2 separate regions of the Homo sapiens genome follow, and region 2 is linked to region 1. A link is an interaction called in ENCODE POLR2A ChIA-PET data of the cell type or tissue named here. Cell type or tissue: PC-9. All regions are shown on one strand. Region 1 has its middle 88 kb from the start of LINC02181. Region 2 has its middle 30 kb from the start of LINC02181.

Region 1 (4,000 bases):
CTGCTCATGAAGCAACTCTGGCTTCCAAGATCTCTGTCTCCTCCCACCCTCTCATGGACTTAGGGTTCATTCCTTAGCAAGAGATAAGGACTTAGGACTCAAATCCCAATGGGGAGTTGAGTTTTCAACATGTTGGCTCTTCATAGTGTATCCCCACAGTGTAAAACCATCGGACAAGGGCAAGAGGGCCTGGGCAGAGCCCTTATTAGGCATGGAAGTTGATTCAAAGACTCAGGAAGGGATCCCAGGCTCCTGGTAGATGGCTTCAGACGGTAGAGCCAAGCGTGCTGCAGAAGGCCTGTGAGTGCCCTAGCGCTGCCATAAGAAATGATAACAAATGACCGCAAGCAGGGTGGCTTTAAACAGGCACTCTTCTCTCCAAGTTTTGGAGGCCAGAAACCTACAATCCAGGTGTCGTCAGGGTTGGTGCCCTCTTGTGAGGTCAGAAGGAGAATCTGTTGTCTCTATAGCCTCTGGTGTTGCTGGCCATCCTGGGACTTCCTTGGCTTGGAGATGGATCACTTTACTCTTAGCTCTGTCTTCCTGCCACCCCTCATCTGCAACTACCTGTCTCTGCTCTCCTGTCTCCTAAAAGGACACTGGCAATCGAGTTTCAGGCCTCCCTGGATAATAAAGCATGACCTCATCTCAAAATCCTTAACAGAATTACATCTGCAAAGACTCTTTTTCCAAATAAGGCCACATTCACAGGGTCCAGGTGAACATGTCTCTTTCCATGATCTGAGGCTTGGGGCCTGGCATAACACCATGGATGGGGTGGGGGCTGTCCCAAGTCCATGTCAGTGAAAGCGGGGAGAAAGCCCAGGTGGGAAATGAGAGGACTCGGCAAACCCCAGGGCAAGAGGAGTGAGTGTGGCAGGGAAAGGAGGGTTACGAGTTCTTCCCACTTCTCCCCTCAGGTCTGGATGGGCTCCGTGACTGCTGGGCCAACAGAATGTGGCAGAGTGACGCTGTCCAGATTCTAAGCCAGGCCTCAAGAGACAGGCCCTTCCACTTCTGCCTCTGGGAAGGCTCCCCTTTGGACACCTATTCAGGGTTAAGTCAGCCTCTGTGTAAGAAGTCCAGTTAGTCTGATAGTGTCTTCCAAAGGGGCCACATGTAGGTGTTGTGGCTGAAATCCCAGATGAGCCCAGCCTTCCAGCTAACCTGTCCAGACTCCAGACATGTGAACAAAGCCACCTTGGACCCTCCAGGCCTATGCACCCACCAGCTGAAGTCTCCCAGACCACAGTCACTTCTGATACCAACTACAAAGTTTTTGGGTCCCCAAGTCCACCCTTAGGTTTGATAATTTGCTAGAAGGGCTCACAGAAATCAAAGCCAAACATGGCCCTACTCATAGTTACAGTTTATTACAGGATGAGATTTAAATTGGCCAAGAGTGCTGGGCGTGGTGGCTATGCCCTCAATCCCAGCACTTTGGGAGGCTGAGGCAGGAGGATTGCTTGAGACCAGCCTGGGCAACATAGTGAGAGCCTCTCTTTACAAAAAAAAGTAAAAAAATTAGCCAGGCATGGTGGCATGCTACTTGGGAGGCTGAGGTGGGAGGATTGCTTGAGCCTGGGAGGTCAAGGCTGCAGTAAGTTGTGATTGCACCCCTCTATTCCAGCCTGGGAGATAGATTGAGACCCTGTCTCAAAAAATAAAATAAAAATAACTCAGTCAAGGAGAGGGACACATGGTGCAGGTCCAGGAGGGTTTCTTGCACAGGGCTTCCAGCTGTCCCTCTCCATGGAGTCGTGGCCAGCATTAACTCCTCATGACAACAGCGTGTGATGGCACACACAGAGCATTACCAACCAGGGACGCTCCCCCAGCCTCGGTGTCCAGAGTCTTTGTTGGGGCTTGGTCACGTGGGCACGGCTGACACCATGTGACTGACCTTAACCTCCAGCCCCTCTGCAGGTCGAGCTGATGCCACGTGGTCCAAGGCCCCACCATGAATCTCATCATTAGCATAGACTGTCCAGGGTGGCCAAAGCCCCAGCTAAACAAAGATACACCAGGGAGGACTCTCCAAGGGCCTAGAGGTGACACCCCAGGAGCCAAGGGCAAAGGTCAGACCTTCTGTGGGTCAGCTTAACCTTTTACTGCCCATCCCTTGAGGGCCCGAAGAAGGAAGCGTCACCCTCTGGGGCCTGCCCAAGCTGATGACTCACGAATTCAGGAGCTCTCCTAAAACCGCTGCTGCCGCAGCCATTGGCTGTGGTGTCATTTGTTACATGGCAGTGAGTCATCGGCGCAGGGAGGAAGTGTGAGGGTAGGGTGAAGTTCTCCAGGGGACCCGAGGAGGCCGCCCTGGGAGTCGCTGTCCCACCCCAGACGGACAAAATGGCTTTGGGGTCAGATTGTCACCGCTGTACGTCAACACTGGGCGGGGATGGTGACTAGAGCTGAGAATGCAAGCAGCGCCTCACCTCTGCCCATGATTGAAACTGATAATGTGAGCAGCACCTCACCCCTGCCCGTGACTGGAGCTAATGCCAGTAGCTCCTCACCCCTGCCTGTGATTGAAACTGAGAATGTGAGCAGCTTCTCACCCCTGCCTGTGATTGGAGCTAATGCCAGTGGCTCCTCACCCCTGCCTGTGATTGAAACTGATAAAGTGAGCAGCTCCTCACCCCTGCCAGTGACTGGAGCTAATGCCAGTAGCTCCTCACCCCTGCCTGTGATTGAAACTGATAAAGTGAGCAGCTCCTCACCTCTGCCTTTCTATTTGCTGGCCCTGATCTTAGACTTGTGGGATTGAACTCCTTGCTTTAGTGAAACATCTTCTGGTTATTTCCAAAGTTACTGTTGAGGTCCCATAGGCTGGGATAGTCACAAGGCGTAAGCAGAGTGAGAGGGACCTGCTGTGCTTCGGTGGGTGGGACATCCTCTGTGCATCCCCTATCGGCCTGACAATTCCTTGCCCAGGGTCTTGCATACATGAGGGGCTCTGTAAAATTTTCTCAAGTGGTTGAACGTTTGGAGGCCAGAAAACACTCACTCTTAAGAACAGATGTGGCCCCAGCCATGACTGTCAGAGTCACTGGGACAGGAATCCAAGCAGATCAGTACAGACAATATAAGTCCTGCATTTGGGTTGAAAAGGTCAGTTGCCAAAATACAGCGCCAGGGTGGATGGGATTGACTAAGAAAACCCCGCAAACTCCAAATGAAAGGACAGAATGGCACTGAAAACCTCCCCACAGCCTCTGATTGTTACATGCTGACACCAGCGGAGAGGATTACTGTCTGAAGTTGTATTTCCTGAAGTACACAGACCATCAGTCCATGAGATGCTGATTAATAACCAAGTTCAGGGGTCAGATCAGCAGAGGCCATGCTACATCCCACGTGCCCCTCTCAGTGGTTGAAATTCACAACGCACGCTGGCGCAGTAAATGCTCTGAGAAGGCCTGCGGGAAGACACGTGTCATTTTGTTTTACTCGGCGTTTCCCAGACTCATTGCACTGTAGGCCCTTGGTAGTGTAGTGCCCGCAGATATCCCAGAGGTCGTGTTTCTGTGGAACCATTGCTGGAGAATGTCTGTTCCTAAGGAAGATGCTTCTAGGGGAGGTTTCCAGGTCAGGATGCAGTGGTGGCTTGGGGCCAGGATGTCCAGAGCCCAAAAAGGCAGAATGAGCCAGATTCCTGAATGTAGCGAGAAGGCGAGCCACACCGTCTCAGAGCCTGCAGGGCTTGGGTGTGAATTTGGCCCATGTAAGAGGGTCAAGGGCACCCCACGGGGCCCACGCCTTGCCTGTGCCTCATCGTCTGCCAGCGGCCCCCATGAAGCCCTTGTTGTTCTTGGCCACTGCCAGGTCCCATGAGTCTGCAGCCTCCCAGGTCACTTCCCAGGAACAGCTGGCACAGACCCAGGAGCAGATGAGCCAGGGCTCTGGGAGGTGCGGGCAGGTAGGGCACAGTGAGGCCCAAAGGATGGGGGACGCCCACCGGCCAGGCCTGAGAGGGGCCCAATGCTGCTCACACCCT
Region 2 (4,000 bases), 120 kb after region 1:
GGTCTATACTGAACCACCTCAGTGCTGTGCTCCAGAGGGCGAGAAAGCTGGGCCACTTGCCTTTGGGGAAGGCAAAGGAGGCTGCCTTTGGGGGCATTAGCTCCCGATTCACACATGTCCCAGGTGTGGCCCTGGAGGGAGCCTCAGCAGAAGCTGGTGGGCAAGAGTGGAGGGCCCAGGGCACTTGGGGGAGGCGTCTGCTTGGGGGCAGTGGGTGGCCGATGTGGCTGGAGTCAGGTGAGTGGTGGAGGATGAGAGCGGAGAGGTGATGGGGGGCCTGGAGCCTCGACCTCTTGGTGCTTCCTCCAAGAGGCTGAGGTGGAGCCCCCAGAGGTGCTGAGCAAGTCTGCCTGATGCCGATGGATGGGCCTTTTCCATGGGGAGCCACAGGTGGTGGTCAGTGGGGAGGAGAGGGGCGTGGAAGGGCCACCATGTGGGTGTAGAGGCCAGGATGGGGCCCAGCCTCCCTGCTGGCCACAGATGAGCTCCCAGCCCCGTAGTCAGACTGGTTTTGCAGCTGTCAGCTGAGTCCTCTCAAGGGGTGGCCTTCTCTGCCTATGGTTTGATAGGAGAGAAATGAAATGTCTGTGGACAGAGATGCTGGGGAGAGTGGTAGCACCAGGGTTCTCAGCTGGGATTCTGGAGGACAAATAGCAGCGAGGGCGGAGCTGTCATTCGGCATCCAGCCCCTCTCCTTGTGATTCTGTTCTGCAGGCCCTTCAATCCCAGCCGGGGCATTGGGTTTTGCTCTGATGTCTTCTCTCTGCCAAAGGATGTGGAAACCCACCCTTCCCTAGGGAGGCTCTGCTTTAGGCAGTGGACTTCGGCTCTTGGTTTTCTGTGGGATTCTCTACTTGCCACTTAAAGGGTGACCACAACCTGGACGCAGTGTTCCTTCTGGATGGTCTGGGTGGCGTCTTCTACCACAGGCCAACTAGGCACCCCCAGACCCAGGAGGTGGGGCTTCTTCAGACCCCAGGAACCCAGACGGCTCCTTTCCCGTTCAAGCTATCCAAGTTCCAAGGACCGTCTTTTCTGGAAGCTCTGTGACGACTCCATCTTCCTTGAGCTCTGACTTATCTCAGGATCTCCACCACTTAGACTGCGGCAGTCAGTGTGACTAGTCTCAGATAGGACCCTTTAGTTATAACTGGAGTAACCTTCTTTTTAGAGGAGGTTCATTTGTTAGGTTCCCTTCCTTGAGAGAGTCAACTCTTGGTTCCACAGTGATCTGTGTGACTCTGGGAAGGCTGGCCCTGCTTCTGGGGCCATGGACAGTGTATGTCCCAGGTCTGGATACCCAGAGTTTCCGCATCCATGGTAACAGGTCCCCAGGCAGATGTGGGACCATCCAGGCCAACCCGTCCCCCCCAGCCTCTCCCCAGGGCCATGGGGAAAGCTGTACCCCCTTCGCTGGGACCCCCAACTCTTATGGTCCATGAAGACCTGCGCTTCCAAGGTTCATTTTGACTTGAGAACGAAATCAAGACAGCTGGAGTGGAGAGAGAGAGAAAGAGGCAGATTCTGCATGGCTTCCATTAGGTCCCTGGACCCAAGTGCACCTGAGGCCAGACCCAACCCCATAGATTTTCTGGTTGTGGGAGCCAACAATGGCCTTTTTGGCTAAGCTGGTTTGAGATGGGTTTCTGGTACTTGCAGCTAGGAGTCCCAATTAATTCTCCATTTCACACGAAGAAGCAAGAACAAGCAATTATTCTGTGGAAGGATACTGGGACCCAGCTGATTCAAAGGAAGAGCTAACCCTTCTGCCTCCCGGGAGTAGGAGCCTGGCCGGCATCAGGCCTTATGCACCTGAGTCCAGTGACTGCACAGGCAGGGCCATCGCTATGCTGGCTCCACAGATTGCCATGCCCGTGCTGACGTCCGGGAAGAAGTGATCCAATGGGTCCAACGTGGACCCCATGCCCGACCTGCAGCTGGGAGCTGGGGTCCCCACTTCAGGGCCCTCCTGCCGTGGAGGAGCCATCACTGCCCCTTGGGGAAGAGGATATCGAGGTGAGGGATGCAAGAAGCAGATGTCCACCCCATGGCTGGGGAACGGCAGCAGACGACACACAGGAGCCCTTTTCTCTCTGGTTGGCTGAGATGACCTGGGAGGGCTTTTGCTGAACAGCTTGGCGGACAGAGCTGTGTGTGTGTGTGTAACACTGAGTGTGGATTCCCCGCAGGGCCCTCGCCTGAGTGTGGGCATGTCCTTCCACCTCGGGCTTGTCCCACCAGGACAGGAGACCATAATGATGCCACCTCTCAGAGCTCCTGGGATGGTGGAGTGAGACCAGGTCTTAGCAAGTGTACTGCAAATGATACTTAAGCCCGTTTATCACAAGGACCAATTTCCATCTAGACAATGGCCGTGCTAATTGTAAACATCTTTTTTCCTCTACCCACCGCAGCAGCTGATGGGGTTGCACTGGATAAGGTGAACTTGTCGCATGAAAATGTCCTGCCAGGTCATGGAATTCCATATTGAACAAAGGCATCTCCATGTTAATGTCCATGCTCTCTTTTGAGGAGCCTGAAGGCCTCAGTCTCGGATGGTAACTGAAATTCAGAAGAAATACTGTGATAAAACTCATCAGAAGGAGGCGGCTGAAAATGCGTTTGTCTTTCAGATGCAGGTGGTGCCGCTGGGGTCCCAGCGCCCGTCTGGGGAGGCACTGTCTCCTCCTCCATGGCAATCCTCTTTTGGAATTATTCTGTAATTCAGGCTCCCTTTTTTTTTTTTTGAATCGGGGTCTCACTCTGTCGCCAGGCTGGAGTACGGTGGTACGGTGGCACGATCTCAGCTCACTGTAACCTCCGCCTCTGGGGTTCAAGGGATTCTCCTACCTCAGCCTCGCGAATAGCTGGGACTACAGGTATGCGCCACCATGCTCGGCTAATTTTGTATCTTTTGTAGAGACAGGATTTTATCATGTTGGCCAGGCTGGTCTCAAACTCCTGACCTCAAGTGATCCACCTGCCTCAGCCTCCCAAAGTGCTGGGATTACAGTTGTAAGCCAGTGCACCCAGCCAGGCTCCCCTAATTTTTTAGTGTTGGGGGTCATGTTTGTGCTGAGATTCTAGCCTTGGCTTAGAGGTTGGACCCCATCGCTGCCGATTATTCCCTGAGAATAAGTCCCTCTCGGGTAAGTCCCCTTACCCTTTGGGCCTCAGTTTTGCCATTAGCAAAATGGGCATAATAATAACCTTCCCTATAAGGTTAAAGGAGTTAATGTGTTTAAAGCTGTTATGATAGCTTGGCACATATATCGTATGCAATAAATCTGGGTTATTATTACTGCTCCCAACTAGTAAAGATTTAGACACATTTCTAGCACTTCAAATGTCTACATTGTGTGTGCTCTCTCTGGAATAAGCTACATCCTGAATATAAAAAAGGTCCCCATGCTTAGGTCTGAGGCCATTTATAGCAATTCCTGTTTCCACTGTGGAGTTCAGTTTTGCTGATATGGAGGGAAAATTTCAAGCCCTCTGCTGTATAAATTTAGTTAACATTTTATTGCTTGTGACTTTTTTATCACATGACTTTTGTTTCTCATTAAGTTAGTGAATGAGATTTACTAAAAAGCCAAGTAAAATCTAATAAGGGCAGGGGCCTTTTCCTGCAGAATTAATTCTCTTGTGAACCCGCAGATGTCAGGAGCTCAGGCTGAGTCACACAAGTGTGTCCCTCACTGCTTGGAAACGCTGAACTGGGATACACTCACTTTGCAGTTAGCACAAAAGCTGGTATAACTGTTGTAGATTTGTTTCCTGAAAATCAATATTAGTTGCCTCAATGATCAAAAACAAAAATAGATGTGAAAGACAATGGAATTGCCCTGGCAATAAAATGCCTTAAATACAAATTTGTAGTCCACACTTGATGGGTGACCGTCATGAAAATGAGATTGAGATGAATTTAGAGTTTTTATTTCCTTTTTGGTTATTGAAAAGTTCTGTTTACAAGGCATGAGACGAGTTAATTTGCCTCAAT

The links. ChIA-PET counts read pairs that join two places held together with the same protein. Peaks named below come from ENCODE experiments on the same cell type or tissue, not always from the same donor. Only the 100,000 strongest peaks of a DNase experiment are listed, where the experiment ranks them.
Region 2: POLR2A ChIA-PET joins it to region 1 with 9 read pairs; 2 of 35 experiments call an interaction of 5 or more read pairs at or near these places.

The regions. Positions count from the first base shown.
Region 1 is chr16:87,143,841-87,147,840 of GRCh38, reverse strand. No RefSeq gene overlaps it. Among named protein-coding and RNA genes, the nearest start is that of LINC02181, 88 kb to the right of the region's middle. In PC-9, no CTCF peak of the experiment used is centred here; a DNase peak (open chromatin) is centred at 2,230; H3K27ac peaks cover 441 bases.
Region 2 is chr16:87,025,326-87,029,325 of GRCh38, reverse strand. No RefSeq gene overlaps it. Among named protein-coding and RNA genes, the nearest start is that of LINC02181, 30 kb to the left of the region's middle. RefSeq lists enhancers at 1-309, 310-810. In PC-9, no CTCF peak of the experiment used is centred here; no DNase peak of the experiment used is centred here; H3K27me3 peaks cover 4,000 bases.